2 separate regions of the Homo sapiens genome follow, and region 1 is linked to region 2. A link is a loop called in an ENCODE intact Hi-C map of the cell type or tissue named here. Cell type or tissue: PC-9. All regions are shown on one strand. Links, peaks and the distances in the headings refer to the core of each region. The heading gives the core; the rest is flanking DNA.

Evidence for each region. Peaks named below come from ENCODE experiments on the same cell type or tissue, not always from the same donor. Only the 100,000 strongest peaks of a DNase experiment are listed, where the experiment ranks them.
Region 1: a loop joins it to region 2, with 4 times the contacts of the local background. A loop is called at or near these places in 1 of 110 quality-filtered maps.

The regions. Positions count from the first base shown.
Region 1 is chr3:98,967,556-98,976,098 of GRCh38, forward strand. The region is part of intron 1 of LINC00973 (long intergenic non-protein coding RNA 973); the gene reads left to right. Among named protein-coding and RNA genes, the nearest start is that of LINC00973, 57 kb to the left of the region's middle. In PC-9, for the core only: no CTCF peak of the experiment used is centred there; a DNase peak (open chromatin) is centred at 3,736; H3K4me3 peaks cover 257 bases; H3K27ac peaks cover 3,317 bases.
Region 2 is chr3:98,508,137-98,516,672 of GRCh38, forward strand. CLDND1 (claudin domain containing 1) reads right to left here. Exons shown (of 5, transcript NM_001040181.2): 5 at 7,347-8,536. The coding sequence ends at 8,523. Among named protein-coding and RNA genes, the nearest start is that of CLDND1-AS1, 10 kb to the right of the region's middle. In PC-9, for the core only: no CTCF peak of the experiment used is centred there; DNase peaks (open chromatin) are centred at 4,665 and 5,145; H3K4me3 peaks cover 1,074 bases; H3K27ac peaks cover 4,603 bases.

The DNA of each region.
Region 1 (8,543 bases), core at 424-8,423, 460 kb after region 2:
AAATAATAAAAAACCTACAAAGAATTAGCAAAGCTAGATTTAAGAGCTTTTTGATTCTGAACAATTTGAGCTAAGTTGTTGGTAAGAAGCCCCATAACTTCAAATACCTTAGTGAATATTTTATACAAGTAAGTAGTTTTCTGTATAACCACAGTAACATTATCAAATCAGGAAATTAAGAAGGATTCACTATTATTACCTAAATCACAAGTATCATTCAACTTTTTGCCAATTATCCCAATAATTTCCTTAAAAATAATTTAGTCCAAGATCACATGTTACAGTCAGCTGTTGTGTTTCTATTGTCTCCTTTATCAGGAACAGTTCCTCAGTCTCTTTTCACTTTCATGACCTGGACTTTTTATCACATTAGTCACCAAATCTGATTTATCTAATGTTTCCTTATTATTAGATTCAAGTTGTGCTTCTCCTAGGGCTGGAATATTACAGTAATGATTTTGTGTTCTTCTCATTGCATCCAATTAGATGGCACATGCTTTCAATTTGTCCCATTACTGATGATGTTAACTTTAATAATTTGTTTAGGTGGTGTCTGCCAGATTTCTCCACTGTACAGTCACTCCTTTCTTCCTTATATTTAATAAGCATTTTGTGAATAGTTGAGCCTATGTAACATTTCATTTCTCATCACACTTACATTTGGTAATTTTAGTATCTGTTGACATTTTTTGGCTGAATTAATTATTACTATGATGGTTGCCCGCTAGTTATCTTCTAATTTTACCATTTCTTCTGCATTTATTAGTTGGCATTCTACTGCAATAATTTATTCCTTCCAATTTACTTTTTTACTTATTTATTCATATCAGTATGGAGGTATAAATTCCTGTTTTATTCAGTAGGTTATTATTCATTCTGAGGCTTGGATTGTCCCAGATTCACCAGTGGGAGCTATTCCAAACTGGCTTTCATAATTGTTTGACCATTTCCTTGATATATTAAATAAAACATTCAGACTCATCTTTAATTTTTCCTGCTCTCACCCTGAAGTTAGCCATTTCTCTGAGGAGCACTGGTTCCTTTTAGTGAAGAATTGTTTTTAGAAATCAAGATCTGGCACCAGTATGCTCTCTGGTTTTGAAGTGTTATTGTATCCAGAGTCTGTCAATGGATAGAGCTAGGTAATATATGTAGGCAAGTGTTTTTTATACATACATACATTCACCAGTACATTAACTATCTATTTTTTCTTGAGGTACAAAATTTTTTTTTTGAGGTACAAAAAGAACTACCTCAAAATTTAGTGCTTAAAACAATGGACATTAATTACTTCGCAGTTTTATCCAGAATTCAGAGGGCATGGTTCTGGCTCCATGACTCTCGTAAAATTTCAGTCAAGATGTGGCCTAAGGCTTGTCTGAGGCTGGGGGATCCACGTTCAAGGTGGCTCACTCACATGTCCGAAGAGTTAGGGCTGGTTATTGGCTAGAGGCCTCATTTCCTCATGTCATTGACCTCTCCATAGAGCTGCTTGAGTATCTCATAAAATGGTGTCTGGTTTCCCCCAGAAGGATAGCCAGGAAGAAGCCAGAATGTCTTTTATGGCCTGGTCTCAAAGTCTCACTTTGTAATTTTCACAGTATACTATTGCTTACACAGGTTGACACTGTTTAGTATGGGAGGTGTCTACACAGAAGTCTGAATACCTTCCGAGGCAAGAAAAACTGGGGACCATTTTAGAGACAGGCTACCACAATATTTATATTTATTTCTTTATCTCTATTTTGATATCATTCTATCTATGCACTTATCTATCAATTGATAAAAACTATGAGTTCATATCAATACCTTGAAATCCAATCCAACACCACAGGATTCATTCCAGTTTTTGCTTTTTTCATGAGAATGAGAAAGCTGGTTCCCATTATGCTCATATACAAGTTGAGTATCTCTTATTCAAAATGCCTGGGACCAGAAGTGTTTCAGATTTCAGATTTTTTTGGATTGTGAAATATTTGCATTATACTTACTAGGTGAGCATCTGAAGTCTGAAAATTCAAAATCTGAAATCCTCTAATGAGCATTTCTTTTGAGCATCATGTTGACACTAAAAACTTCAGAATTTTGGAGCATTTTAGATTTCTTACTTTTGGATTTGGGGTGCTCAACCTGTATTCTTACTTATTTATTTATTTTTTTGAGAAGGAGTCTCGCTCTGTCGCCCAGGCTGGAGTGCAGTGGCACGATCTCGGCTCACTGCAAGCTCCGCCTCCTGGGTTCACACCATTCTCCTGCCTCAGCCTCCCGAGTAGCTGGGACTGCAGGCGCCCGCCACCATGCCCGGCTGATTTTTTGTATTTTTAGTAGAGACGGCGATTCACCGTGTTAGCCAGGATGGTTTCGATCTCCTGACCTCGTGATCCGCCCACCTCAACCTCTCAAAGTGCTGGGATTACAGGCGTGAGCCACCGCACCCGGCCTCAACCTGTGTTCTTAATCTCCTGGTCCTATGCTCAGCTACTGCTACCCCTTCATGGGGACTCTTACCCAGTGGTAGGCCACTGTAGTCTCACTTCTCTCCTACCCCATATGGACTAGTAGCTCACTAAGACCCCACCTAATGGTTTTTGAATTGAGTTATTCAGGAAGGAAGCTAAGTAGGTATGACTGTTTTTTGTTTCGAATTATGGCAATGGGAAGGTTTTATTATACTTAGATTTGGACTAGAGAAACCTCTACCTTTAGTCTAAACTGAAAAATGCTCCTCACATCTATCCAGAGGTCTGAGAACTCTGTCACATTTTCTGTGTAGATGGGTCAGGCACTTACTCCCTTTGTGAACAGTTGCTTATTTAACCTGTCAAGGATATTTTACGTAGGCTACATCTACATCTTCTCACTGCCATTTCCTCCTTTCCCTTCCCTTCATTTTCCTCTCATTTCTTTCCTCTTCACTTCCTACAGCATTCATACACTCCCATTTTTTTAGCTGCCTTTGCATAAAACTTATTACTGAGACTTATTAGCACACTCAAAGACATTGCTTGTTTTCACAGTAGCACCCAAGTTATTAATTGTATGGTGATAAAAAATCAAATCTCCGCCAGGCATGGTGGCTCAGGCCTGTAATCCCAGCACTTTGGGAGGCTAAGGCGGGCAGATCATGAGGTCAGGAGTTCGAGACCAGTCTGGCCAATATGGTGAAACCCTGTCTCTACTAAAAATACAAAAATTAGCCAGGTGTGGTGGTGTGCATCTGTAGTCCCAGCTACTGGGGAGGCTGAGGCAGAAGAATAGCTTGAACCTGGGTGGGACAGAGGTTGCAGTGAGCCGAGATCACGCCAGTGCACTCTAGCCTGGGTGACAGAGTGAGACTCCGTCTCAAAAATAAATAAATAAATAAATAATAATAAAAAATAAATAAAAATCAAATCTCCATTGATGCTTCATTTTAAAAAAGAATACATTAGAATGACCTTTCACATTTTAGCCCTTTATTGCAAATAAAAGTGCTTTGAGAACATGGCAATAGAATTTTTGAAAATGTCACCATTATTTTTAAGTCTCTGTTGAAGAACTTACTAGTGATCTAAGGACTTCGATTTCAGAATAAGAAATTTGAAGAAGTGAGGCAAGATTTCCAACACTAAAAATGATTATCCTAACAATATACCTTCTCTAAATTACATGCCAATGAATCATACAGACTATTATTCTTACTTTGATCCTTTCATCTCCCCAGGAAGTTAGGGTGATTTACTAGATGACACATTTCCTAATGGTTATGAGACAGAGGTTCTTGACATATCAGAGAAGCATAATCATTGATGAGCATGATGTTTAGTCATAATGTCCTCTAACATAAAGAAAGATAATGGGCCTTTTTTTCCAAGATGTGAACTTGGAGATTGGGCTTGGTTGAATCACCCACATAATTGAATGAGGTTTGGGGACTTTGTATATGAGGTTTTTTCCTCTATTCATAGAAATATCAGTTTGTTATACCCTGTCTGTGGAATGATGTATGGCAGGGGTTACAACACACACATGTCAGAGTCAGCGGACTGACACCTCTGAGCTAAAAAATTCTTACATCTCACTTGAGAATAAGATGTAGAGGAAGTCAGTAGAAGGACAGCCCACAGAGTGGGCTCAGCCTACTGAGCATGGGGGAATTCACGTTCAGTAGGTAGCCAGGGAAATAAGGGCAAATTAATACTAAGTACATCTCATGGTCCCTGAGGTTAACGTTACACAAAGCTAATATGTAATGTCAGTTTTGTGCTGTGAAGAATTCACCATGGCTTATAAAATGGCCTACATTTTTTGAGTAAGGCAAATGCCAAATTTTATCTAAAGTAATTCTTTAGAAAAATCATTTCAGCAAATTAGGAAAAGGATGAAGTAAGCAACCATAAAAGATAAACACTTTAAAATGTGATGAGTGGCACTTTATAGGAGCACAGAAAAATTCCGATAACATAGCATGACAAAATTAACCACAGAATAGAATATCGGGAGTTTCCAGATATCACTTTTATTTGGGCTTCTGATTAAGTATATGTACTAAGATTTTTAAGAAATTAAATTAAAAGTGGCTTTTGATCATGGTTCCTTCTGATTTTAAGAAGATAAAAAGCAGCAGTTCTCCAATATGAATTTTGACATAAATTTTCTTCATCTAGTTACCCTAATTTTAGTTTTTCTGGATGCATTATTAAATGTGTTTTGAAGGGCAATGTAAAGAAAACACAAAAGGACCGAATGAGCTATGATCTCACTCTGGGGGAGGGAAGGATTGGAAGGGAATATAAATCCCAGAGGTTCTTTCCCAGGAGTCATCATGGAAATATTAAACACACACACACACACACACACACACAGAGAGAGAGAGAGAGGGAGGTTGGTTTCACTGCACTTTCAACAAGTCCGTCATTCTCTGTTTCCTTGAGTATGTGTTCATTATCTCACTTTTCTTTATAAGAGAACTAAAAGGAACAAAGTTAATGTAATTTCCAAATAAGATCTGCAAATGGTTAACAAAACAAAAATTTTAAAAATACATATTAAAACTGCTCTGTTTATGAAAAGAATCTTTTCTTAACAGGAAAGAAAACTATAATACATAGTTTAGCAGAAGGAAAATTCCATAGGAACAAAATTATTAGCGTTTTTTAACCTTGGAATGACAGTTTGTCATTATCTTTCAAAGTATGAAAACGAAGTTTTCTATTTCCCAGTAAAATTTTTTTTTGTGGCACAAAAATATTATTCGTCATTATAGCAAAGATTTATTGTCTTGTCTCTAGCCTTTGTTACTCCATCTTCTCATAACAGCACCTTCATTTTCCTTAAGATATAATCTTTCACAGTTTATGTGGTATGGCTGGGGTGGACTCTCCTTCCCCCTTGTCTGTGTGACCCGAGCTTGACCAATCAACACATCCAGTTCACTGGTCACAGTGATTGGTTCAGGGATTATCATGTGACCCAATTTAGGCCAATGAGAATTCTTCTGAAACTTAGTTGTACATGTGGGTAATAAGTTTTTCACTGCCATTTTTAGCTGTAGGATGATGAAGGAGGCCTGCAGGTACTGGGAACCACCACGCAGGCAGAACCAGGCTGAAAATAGAGGTAGCAAAGAAGGAAGTGCTGTTAAGGGGAACAAAAAGACTGAGTGCCAAGGGCCATATTTAATTTCTTTCACAGAACAGTTTTTTTTTTTTTTTTTAAGGATTAGGTTGACTTTTTTTTTTTTTTGAGATGGAGTCTCGCTCTGTCGCCCAGGCTGGAGTGCAGTGGCTAGATCTCAGCTCACTGCAAGCTCCGCCTCCTGGGTTCACACCATTCTCCTGCCTCAGCCTCCCGAGTAGCTGGGACTACAGGCGCCCGCCACCACGCCCGGCTAATTTTTTGTATTTTTAGTAGAGATGGGGTTTCACCGTGTTAGCCAGGATGGTCTCGATCTTCTGACCTCGTGATCCACCTGTCTTGGCCTCCCAAAGTTCTGGGATTACAGGCGTGAGCCACCGCGCCCGGCCTAGGTTGACTTTTTTACAAAATAATTAGCAGTTGGCAAATATGGGCTACATGTAATGTCAATATTGATTGTAAAGCAATAAGTAGTCAATTCATACTGAAGTTTTAAACTTTTTTGCCTTAACCTATGTGGATTTTTACAATTTAATTAACTAAAACATTTTAATACTTATTATGGACTAGTCACCATTTTAAACACTTTAGCAAAAGCAGCCCACTTAATCCTCAAAATAATCCCTTGGTATAGAAATTACTGACATCTTTATTTTACCATGGAGAAAGATGAGGCTCAGAGAGGTTATGTAACTTGCCCAAGATCTGGTCAAGAACTGGTTAATTAATAAGAACAGAAATGTATTTCTCACAGTTTTAGAAGCAGGGAAGTCCAAGATCAAGGTGCTGGCATTTGATGAGAGCCTTCTTGCTGTGTCCTCACATGATGAAAGGCAGAAGGCTAATAGAAGGATGAACTCCCCAAGTCAGAGCGTTTTATAAGGGCACCTAATCCCATTCACAAGGAAGGAGCCCTCATGGCCTAATCTTAAAGCACCTGTTTAAGGTTTAGGCTCCACCTTCTAATATTGTCACATTGGCAACACCTGAATTTTGGAGGAAACACATTTAAACCATAGCATCTACCTCTGGAGGTTATTCTGAGGATTTCAAATGGCAGTACCTAAATGGCATGTAGCAAAGTATACTAATTTAACTATTATTATGGATAAATCTTATCCTTTTTGTTATATCTTATGCATTTTTTTGATTTCTATTCCCTTTCTCAATACGTGTGACTATTCTGCTGTCATTAAACCAGTGCTTTTATTATTTTCTCAAAAGTCCATTCTTTTAATTAAGTTCAGCTTTTTAATCATCTCTTATCCTAATTTGTTCTCCCAGTTGTTACAGGCTTTTCTTTTGGAATAACAAATAAAAGGATGGGATACAGAAAAAAATGAAGTCCTTGACCCACCTTTTTCTCTCTGTCTTTAGAGAACTAACCTTTAGGTACCCAGTCATTTCCTGTTCCCATAGAAGTTGAGAGATATTGGTGTCATGTTTGTTCAGCACTTTAAACCATCTTCTTTGGAGAGGGACTGAACTACTAACTATCTGTTAGTGAGTTGCCTCTGATCTCATAATTACAAATAGGAAGCCAGTGTAAATGTTAGCTCAGTTTTCAAGGGCAAAGGCCAAGAATCAATCACATTAAATATAATTTAAAAATTCTGCTAAAAACAAGCAATGAGGAAAGGATTTTCTATTTAACAAATGGTTCTGGGAGAACTGGCTAGCCATATGCAGAAAATTGAAACTGGACCCCTTCCTTACACCTTATACAAAAATTAACTCAAGATGGATTAAAGACTTACATATAAAACCCAAAACTATAAAAACCCTAGAAGAAAATCTAGGCAATACCATTAAGGACATAGGCATGGGCAAAGATATCATGATGACATTGCCAAAAGCAATTGCAATCAAAGCAAAAATTGACAAATGGGTTCTAATTAAACTAAAGAGCTTCTCTGCACAGCAAAAGAAACTATCATCAGAGAGAACAGGCAACCTACAGAGTGGGAGAAGATTTTTGCAATCTATCCATCTGACAAAGGTCTAATATCCAGAATCTACAAGGAACTTAAACAAATTTACAAGAAAAAAAAAACCAACCCCATTAAAAACCAGGCAAAGGACATGAACAGGCACTTCTCAAAAGAAGACATTCATGCTCCCAACAAACATATGAAGAAAAGTTCAACATCACTATCATTAGAGAAATGCAAATTAAAACCACAATGAGATACCATCTCACACCATTCAGAATGGTGATTATTAAAAAGTCAAGAAACCACAGATGCTGGTGAGGCTGTGGAGAAATAGGAACAATTTTACAGGGTTGATGGGAGTGTAAATTAGTTCAACCATTGTGGAAGATGGTGTGGTGATTCCTCAAAGATCTAGAACTTGAAATACCATTTGACCCAGCAATCCCATTACTGGGTATATACCTAAGGGAATAGAAATCATTCTATTACAAAGATACATGGACACATATGTTCACTGCAGGACTATTCACAATAGCAAAGATATGGAATCAACCCAAATGCCCATCAATGATAGACTGGATAAAGAAAATGTGGTACATACACGCCACAGAATACTATGCAGCCATAAAAGGGAATGAGATCATGTTCTTTGCAGGGACATGGATGGAGCTGGAATCCATTATCTTTAGCAAACTAATGCAGGAGCAGAAAACCAAACACCATTTAATCTCACTTATAAGTGGTAACTGAACAATGAGAACACATGGACACAGGGAAGGGAATAGCACACACTGGGGCCTGTTGGGAGGGTGGAATCAGGGGAAGGGGTGCATTAGGAAAAATAGCTAATGCATCTTGGGCTTAATACCTAAGTGATGGGTTGATAGGTGCAGCAAACCACCATGGCACACGTTTACCTATGTAGCAAACTTGCACATCCTGCACGTGTACTCCAGAACTTAAAAAAAAAAATTCTGCTGCTCTGAATGACTA
Region 2 (8,536 bases), core at 537-8,536:
TGCAGCTTTCTAATAATTTCAAGGATTATAACTCAGAAGCAACTCTCTCATTTATTGAGGGACTATTCTTTGCAAGGCAATGTGGAAGATGTTGGAGGGATACAAAGATTAAATAGGCAATAAGTTCTAGTAGGAAGGTTGATATGCACAACAATCACTGTTATACAAAAAGTAGAAAGTGGCAAAAGCAGCAAGAAGGGGGTTACTCCGAATGCCACAGGGATTCAGAAGAGCAAGACATTCGAGATGAGTCTTCAGTTATTTCAATTGGTAAAGAAGTGGTCATGATTTTTGAAACTGGAATTGCAGTGAAGTGGTATAGATCAAGATTTGAGTATGTGGAGAATAGCATTCCATAAATAAAGACAATATAAGATGAATCACAGATATAAGAAAGTCCAAACGTAACAATGACTGTGACTAAAGGAGAGGAATAGGAGAAAATGATCCAAAGATAGAGCTAGACAATGTTACAGCTTTGATGTTAGACAAAATCTAGACTTTATTCTAGATTGCTTTTGTAAGCAGTAGAGAGTTGTTGATGGTTTTGGGGTAAAAGGTTGATGCGATATTATCTATGCTTTAGCAAATTAGGCTGGCAGGATGTGTAAAATGGGTTTCAGGTAAGCTAGTTAGTGGCAAAGAGACCAGCAGAGAGTCTACTGTCATCATCCAGGAAGGAACCGGAACTAAGGTGACTAGACAGGAGAGTTTCAGTGACATAGGCATTACTGAAATAGAATCAAAAAATCTTGATAACTAATTGGATATAGAAGGCCAGGGAAAAGAAGGAGTCAAAGATGATGTCAACATTAAAAGTCTAGTTGATGGGAAAACATGTAAAACAAATGAGAATTGGTGCAGTTATGAGAAGACAAATGAGTATAAATTTAAACATATTACATTTTAGGTATCATGAAAATATTCAAATGAAGCTGCCTTGAAGGCACCTAGGAATTTGGACTTGGAGTTTAGGGAGAAGGCAGGGCTGGGGATTTGAAATCATCTGAAGATTAATAACAGTTATTGTTGATTGAAAGCTTAAATTGTACCAAACTCCATGCTAAGCACTTTACATATATTACCTTATAAGCCTCACAGTGAACGTGAAAAATAGGCATTATTATCCTACTGAGACCTAAAGAATGACAGAACTTGCCCAAAGTTTCTCAACTAGTAAAAAGAATTGGGATTGCAAATCGATCTGTTTAAATCCAGAGTAGTTCTGTGGATGTTAAAGTCAGGAATTAATTACAGAGTAGCTCTACTTGTTCACCTAGAGTAATGCCTAATGCATAGGAGGGAGTAAGAGGGAGAGGCCACAGCACTCTCCACTCAAAGGCTCAAGGCCTTTCCCTCCCTTTCCTTCCCCCAGGTATCTTATTTCAAATGCTTGGGAGTTTTAGGTGGAGGGTACAAGGCCTGGGGTAAATGGTTAAGATGACAAATTGGGTACTGCTGCTCTAAATTAGTCCTTGAGGGCTGCATTAGGGTATTCTAGAGGGACAGAACTAATAGGATAGATGTTTAAATAAAGGAGAGTTTAAGTATTGACCCACATGATCACAGGGTGAGGTCCCACAATAGGCCGTCTGCAAGCTGAGGAGCAAGGAAGGCAGTCCAAGTCCCAAAACCTTAAAAGTAGGGAAGCCAACAGTGCAGATTTCAGTCGGTGGTCAAAGGTCCAAGAGCCCCATAGCTGGAGAACTTGGAGTCCAATGTTCAAGGGCAGGAAGCACCCAACACAGGAGAAAGAGGGAAGCCAGAAGACTCAGTCAGTCTAGTCTTTCCACATTCTTCTGCTTGCTTTTTATTCTGGCTGTCCTGGTAGTTGATTCAATTGTGCCCACCCAGACTGAGGGTGGATGTGCCTCTCCCAGTCCACTGGCTCCAATGTTAATATCCTTTGGCAATACCCTCAAAGACACACCCAAGAACAATACTTTGCATCCTTCAATTCAATCAAGTTGACACTTAATATTAACCATTACAAGGGTGTTTTAGCATCAAGTGTTGGAACTCTCTCTAGAATTTTTTAGATAATGTCTTATCTTTCATATCTTTGAATCCTCCTTTGAGTCCATGGTAACAAGTGCCACTTGGCATCTTGTTAAGTGCTCATGAATAATATCCACCATTACTCAGCAGTGGAACCATGGTGTGGATCCCTGAAATCTACTTCCACCCTCAGAACTTAAAATGAACCATCCAAATCTAATTGGATTGCATGTTGTAGAGGCTGATTTCAGGAGCCTGCAAACAAGCTGCAGGAATCCAAGTTCTTCCACTTCCCTCAATGGACCTGAGTCCAATTTTAAACAACATAAAGACAGTGCTATGTTTTGAAAGTTTGCCCCTTCCAAAACACATGTCAAAATTCAATTGCCATTGTAACACTATTAGGAGGTGGGACCTTTGAGAGGTGATTAGGCCATGAGGGCTCCACCCTCATGGGTGGAATTGGTACAGTTTGGCCCACTCTCACCCTCTTTGCCCTTCTACTCTTCTCTCATGTGAGGAACAGTTTTCCTCTCCTCTGAAGCATGAAGCATGCAAAGTGTTGTCTTGGAATCAGAATTGCCAAATCTGCTGGCATCTTGGACTTTTCAGCCTCCAGAACCATTAAAAATAAATTTCTATTATTTATAAATTACTCAGTCTCAGGTATTCTGTTATAGAATCACAAATGGACTAATAGAAAGGTTTTTGATGCATTTATCTCGATTTACCAATAGCACAATCATTGAAAGGCCAAAAGTTCCACCCCACTGCTGTCCTACTTGAAAAAAAGGATTAAAATGTGAGTTTTAAAAGCAAAAATTCTTCCACCTTGAGAGGCTTGTATGGCTAAAAAGCCCATGTAATGAAGCCCTTTCTGTTTTGAAACAAACCTTTACTGGAAACAGAAGACTTCCCCAATAATGTAACACCAGCCCCAGTTCTAATCCCCATTGGAGTGTAGCCTTGTGGTAAACCCCAACAGCTCAGAGTCCCGCATGCCCTAGAGCTGGACCACACAGGGCAAGCAAAGGCTGCCTCCTTCCCGTGCACTGCATTAATGTCCAAATAATAGTACCAAACACTTTTTGAGCTCTTATGTTTTCAAAGGTGTTCTAAAAACTTGCACGTATACCTTCTTATTTAACCATCACAAAAACCTATTGAGGCAGATAATATCCCATTTTATAGATAATGCTATTATATGTTCATCCTCAGAATTTCTAGCTTGGGTAGAAGTTAACATCAATCACTCATGCATGCCTCCTTCCTTCCTAGTTCTAACCAAGAGTATGAACACAATGAACTGATAAGCAGACAGGGATAAGAATATTCACTTTCTTTATAGAGGCCTAATGACCTCAAATTACAGGGTCCCTGAAAGTACCGGATTAGAGAAAATAATTTGGAATTGAAGCCAAAACAAACAAGGCTTCCTATTACATCCTGCCAAATCTGAACCTGAGAACCAGGGGTGCACTGGATCTGCAGAGCAGACTCTTCATACGCATCTCCAACTATCAGAGGTGGGATGGATTGGGACCTGTCACAAAGAGCCAGTCAACAGAAGAGTGTGGAAAGCACAGTAGAGAAATGGCTTTTAGAAGGCAGACACCAAGCCAGGTCTGTTTACTCCACAGCCCACTCTTTCATAATCTGCCTAGGAGAGAGAGAATCCTATTTCTTGCGTTTAAACATAGCTTTCAAATATAACTGCCCATTGGAATCACTTGGAAAGGTTTTAAAAATTTCAATGACCCGACCATAGCCCAGGCCAACTAAATCAGATTCTCTGGAATGAAAACATTTAAGTTCTCCAGGAAATTCCAATGTGCAGCCTAGGCTAAGAGCCACCACTTTATAGGCTTGGCAACCCCTCACAATGCAGCCAGTCATAACTAGCAGTTTTTGAGCGACTACTTTATGCTAAGCAATTTACATAATCCTCATCACAACTCTAAGAGACATATGATAATCAAAGCATTTCACAGATGGGAAAAGCGGTGTTTGGAAAAAGGCTAAGAGACAAAAGATAGACCTGGGATTACAAAGCTCGCATTCTGTCTCCCAAGCTAAATACTTAACCACCATATACCATGCTGCTCCTTGTGGATGCCCTGATTCCAGCAATCTCTCCAACCAGATAATACATTCTTCTTTTATATAGAGAAGCAAATAAGGCTGGGAGATACTACAAGAGTTGACTCCAGTATTCCCTTCTAAAAGAGAGCATAAACTCCTTCCATGGAAGTTAAGCAGGAAGAATAAAGGTTTCCAACAACTAACATTTGTAGAGACTTGGAAAATGTGTGGCAGGGTGTTAAAAGATCAATAATTAGAGATGCTTAGAATTATAAAGCAGTTGAAGTCAAACAGCATACTTTTTTATAGAATCAACTTAGTAGTTCTGAACAGCCATCCTTGATATCTTAAGATTAAGAAAACTGGACAGCACAGTCTATGAAGATAGGGCTAAGGATTGCGAAGGGAGGTGTCATAGGAAATTATGGGAGCAAGAGAACCAAAGATGTTTGTGAACATACAATGACAATACAAGCTAAGGGGGGAAAGAAACGAACAAAATGCGGAAGACTGGGAGGGGCTGAAAGGCTGCAGGGCAGGTGAGGTAAAGCTCACATACTGAGACACTAACACTGGACCAGTAAAGATGACACATTACTTAGTAACTCAGATATTTTAAAAGGTGTACGGCAGAAAGAAAATTCTCATTTCACATTTCTAAACCTTTGCAAATATACAAAGTAATATAAATTGGATCTTGCTTTTATAGAAGTTTGCTGAAAGTATGTAAATGTTTATATGTCAAATAATGTATATTTGTATACACGTAATGCTAGTAATAGAAATTCTGGCACTGAAGAGAATGTAATCACTCTATGGTAACTTCTTCTATAGGGCAAATAATTGTTACTCTTTTTACAATTGAGCATTTTCACATCATGAATTTGCAGGATGATGGCATGTAATTTGGCCCCAGGGAAAAATGTATCTTATTACGATGGAGTATAAGAACACCTGATGAGCAGTAGAAAAATAATTTAGATCCGTTTCCTTGTTTATTCCTCACTTTTCAAGGTATGAATCACTGTTCCCTTTGAGAAGAGTGCTGAAAGGAGGACAAAAGCCTCCACCCATCTGTGCCAGGACACAGCTGCATCAAGCTTGTGAAATAACAATTTGCATCTTCAGAGCTGCACCCATTAACTGCTCTTTTAGCTGCTAGAGAATTTCAGAAAGTTTTGCAATCAGGCCGTGTGCAGTGGCTCACGCCTGTCATCCCAGCACTTTGGGAGGCCAAGGTGGGTGAGTCACTTGAGGTCAGGAGTTTGAGACCAGCCTAGCCAACATGGTGAAACCCCATCTCTACTAAAAATACAAAAGTTGCTGGGCATGGTGGCACACACCTGTAATCCCAGCTACTCCGTAGGCTGAGGCAGGAGAATCCCTTGAACCCAGGAGGCGGAGGTTGCAGTGAGCCAAGATTGGGCCACTGCACTCCAACCTGGGTGACGGAGTGAGACTCCATTTCACAAAAAAGAAAGTTTTTCAATCAGCAAAATTAGGTTAACAGGTTTTCATTTTTGGTGAAAGTTTATATGAAGGCTAAGTATTAAAATGGCCCGATCTATATATGTTATAGTCAATTGAACATGACAGGGTCTATAGGTTTTAACTGTGCTAGTCTGCAATTTGGTGATGTTTCTGGAATGGAAAAACAAACTAAATTGATATGGTTTGTGGTCATCTCATTCTTCTCAAATCATATGACTAAATGAGTTCACCTAGGAGTGATTGTCAACCCTATCCTCTCCCTTAACGCACGTGTGCATGTGCACACACACAACTACAGCAGGTAAAATTTTAACACATTCCCATTAGATTATAAATTTGAAATCCTAGTGTAATATGATGCAGACAGAAGGCACACTGTTATCTGAATAAATTCTAGAATTCCTTTTTTGTTGTTGTTGTTGTTGTGCCAAATTGTGTTTTATGGCTATACTTAATAAATTTTGAAATGAGTCTTTTGCTAAAAATCATAGAGGATATTTACCCACATCATTTAGTTAGGAGCTATAAAATCAAAGTCTTAAAACACATTTGTTAAACTGCCACAAAATTCATTCTGAGGCCGGGTATGGTGGCCCATGCCTGTAATCCCAGCACTTTGAGAGGCCGAGGCGGGCGGATCGCCTGAGGTCGAGAGTTCAAGGCCAGCCTGGCCGACATGGGGAAACCCCATCTCTACTAAAAATACAAAATTAGCTGGGCATGGTGGTGCATGACTGTAATCCCAGCTACTCGGGAGGCTGAGGTAGGAGAATCGCTTGAACCCAGGAGGCAAAGGTTGTGATGAGCCAAGATCGCACCATTGCACTCAGCCTGGGCAACAAGAGTGAAACTCCACCCCAAAAGAAAAAAAAATTCATTCTGAAAAATCTGAAAATTAATTTTTTACTTTGGGGGTTGCTTTCAAAGATTAAATAGGGTTCGCCTTGCCACTGATTTTATCTATTAGGTTGATCAAAAATGGCTGAATATCTGCAGTTTCATATGGTTCAACCTGATTAGAATCAGTTTCACATTTAAATGAACAATACAGCCCTATATATTCCAAAGAAAAAAAGTCTTTGCAGGAAAGATAACCTCAGCTACCCTGCAACATGCTAAAAATACCAACTACAATGCAGCACCAGGGGTTATGGTGCTAGTAGCTTCCCATGTAACTCTGGGGTATTAAGAGGCAGGGACATTGTTTAAAATAACTGACCAATACAAAAATGTCATGCTGCCAAAAATTTTCTTATCCCATTCCCAAAGGTGTTTTGTTTGTTCATTTAGCTTTTCTCTTTTCCACCTTCCACAGAAGGCGCTGAAGGGTAATGAATCTTCAAGAATTAAGATTAGATAGAAACCTGAGTAACCAGTCATTTCACAGGCAATAATTGGCTACAGAGTAATGCTGACTTTGTTCTAAGTCAGAAGCTGACTTGGTTATTTACTATAGAACACAAACATCCACAGCCACTAAATGACTTTACTGAAAACTAGCCACATTAAGTATGACATGTAGAGATAACAAAACTACTTTTGAGAACATGGTTTAAAATTCTGAAAAATAAAAGATAAAGATTTTCTTATTTCTAATAGGGGGAAGGGGTTCCTACATTTCCCAGAAGATCAAACAAGAGACCCAAACACAGGATGTAACGACAGCCCTGTACAGCAAGATGCACTTTGCACAGACAACCACAGAGATTGCCTCCACTTCTTTATCCTAAAGTGTTGAGATTTAAATCAATTCAGACACTCTATATACAATTGAGTCTCTTTTCATTTTTAATTTTATTTTTTAAAAAAGACATTGAGGTTATGGTAAGAAATTATGAAGTTACATTTTTTTAATCTGTCAATTGCTACAGTAGTGGAATAAATAAATAAGTTTTTTAAAGTTCAATGTTTATAGACATACTTATAAAAAAATGACTGAATTAGAAGACATTAAATAATGTTGATACACACCAGGAAGGGATTTAGGCAAGGAAAGGCACATCATATTACCACAAGAAATAAAGACCATAGTTGGAGGTTAATGGACAGCCAGAACTTTAGATCTTGTGGTAGGTTTCCCAGCTCTGGAGGGTCATTATGGTGAAACGTTCTTTATAGTACTGGGCTGGAATAAATAAATAGCAGTTGAGGAATTTTACCTTGTAACTGTAATATAATGTAAAAAGAAAGCACACTTTTAATAACCCTGGTATGTGAAGAGGAAAGAAAAAAAATCCAAAACAATTTGGTGGTACTGAAAATCTTACGGAGAGTTAAAAATAATACTAATCCTCGCCCGGCTGAACTGGAATTCTTGCAGTTACAAAGTTAAAATTTCAAGTAAACACTGTATTTTTCACTTTTTGTAGACAGACACAGTGCAGATACAAACAGCTGCCATATCTCACCTCAGATGAAGCTATGTGTCAATGCTTAGGGAAAATGATCTTAGATAATTTCCCAATTTTATAGAGCTTAAATCTTTGAAAACAGCACTAATACTGCTGGTTGACTGGCTATCTACAACAGCAAAGTGAACATAAAGTTTTGACGATGAGAGGTTTCCCAAAGAAACTAATATAGAGTTTTTAGTTGAACAGATACAGTTACTTTAGTTTTACTGAAAAGTCTAACAGACATTAGCACAACTTGTTTTCGGTCACATTCCTACTCCCAATTTTCTTTCATAAATTTGTGTCAAGTCTCTATCCATTTCTTTCTGTCTAGACCTAGATTAGTTTATTTGAAAGATGGCATCGCTTAAAGTAAACCACATAAATTTTAGTGGTATTAAGTGTGTATTTAGTGGTGAATGTGTATAAATAAAATAGATTTTCATAATAAAATGGTATATCCACAAATAAAAATTAAAAACAATTGAGAGGTGGGGAAAATATCAGTATTATTTTAAAAAAATAAAAATGGCAATTGTAAAGCAGGCAGTTTCTTGCTCATGCCACACGAT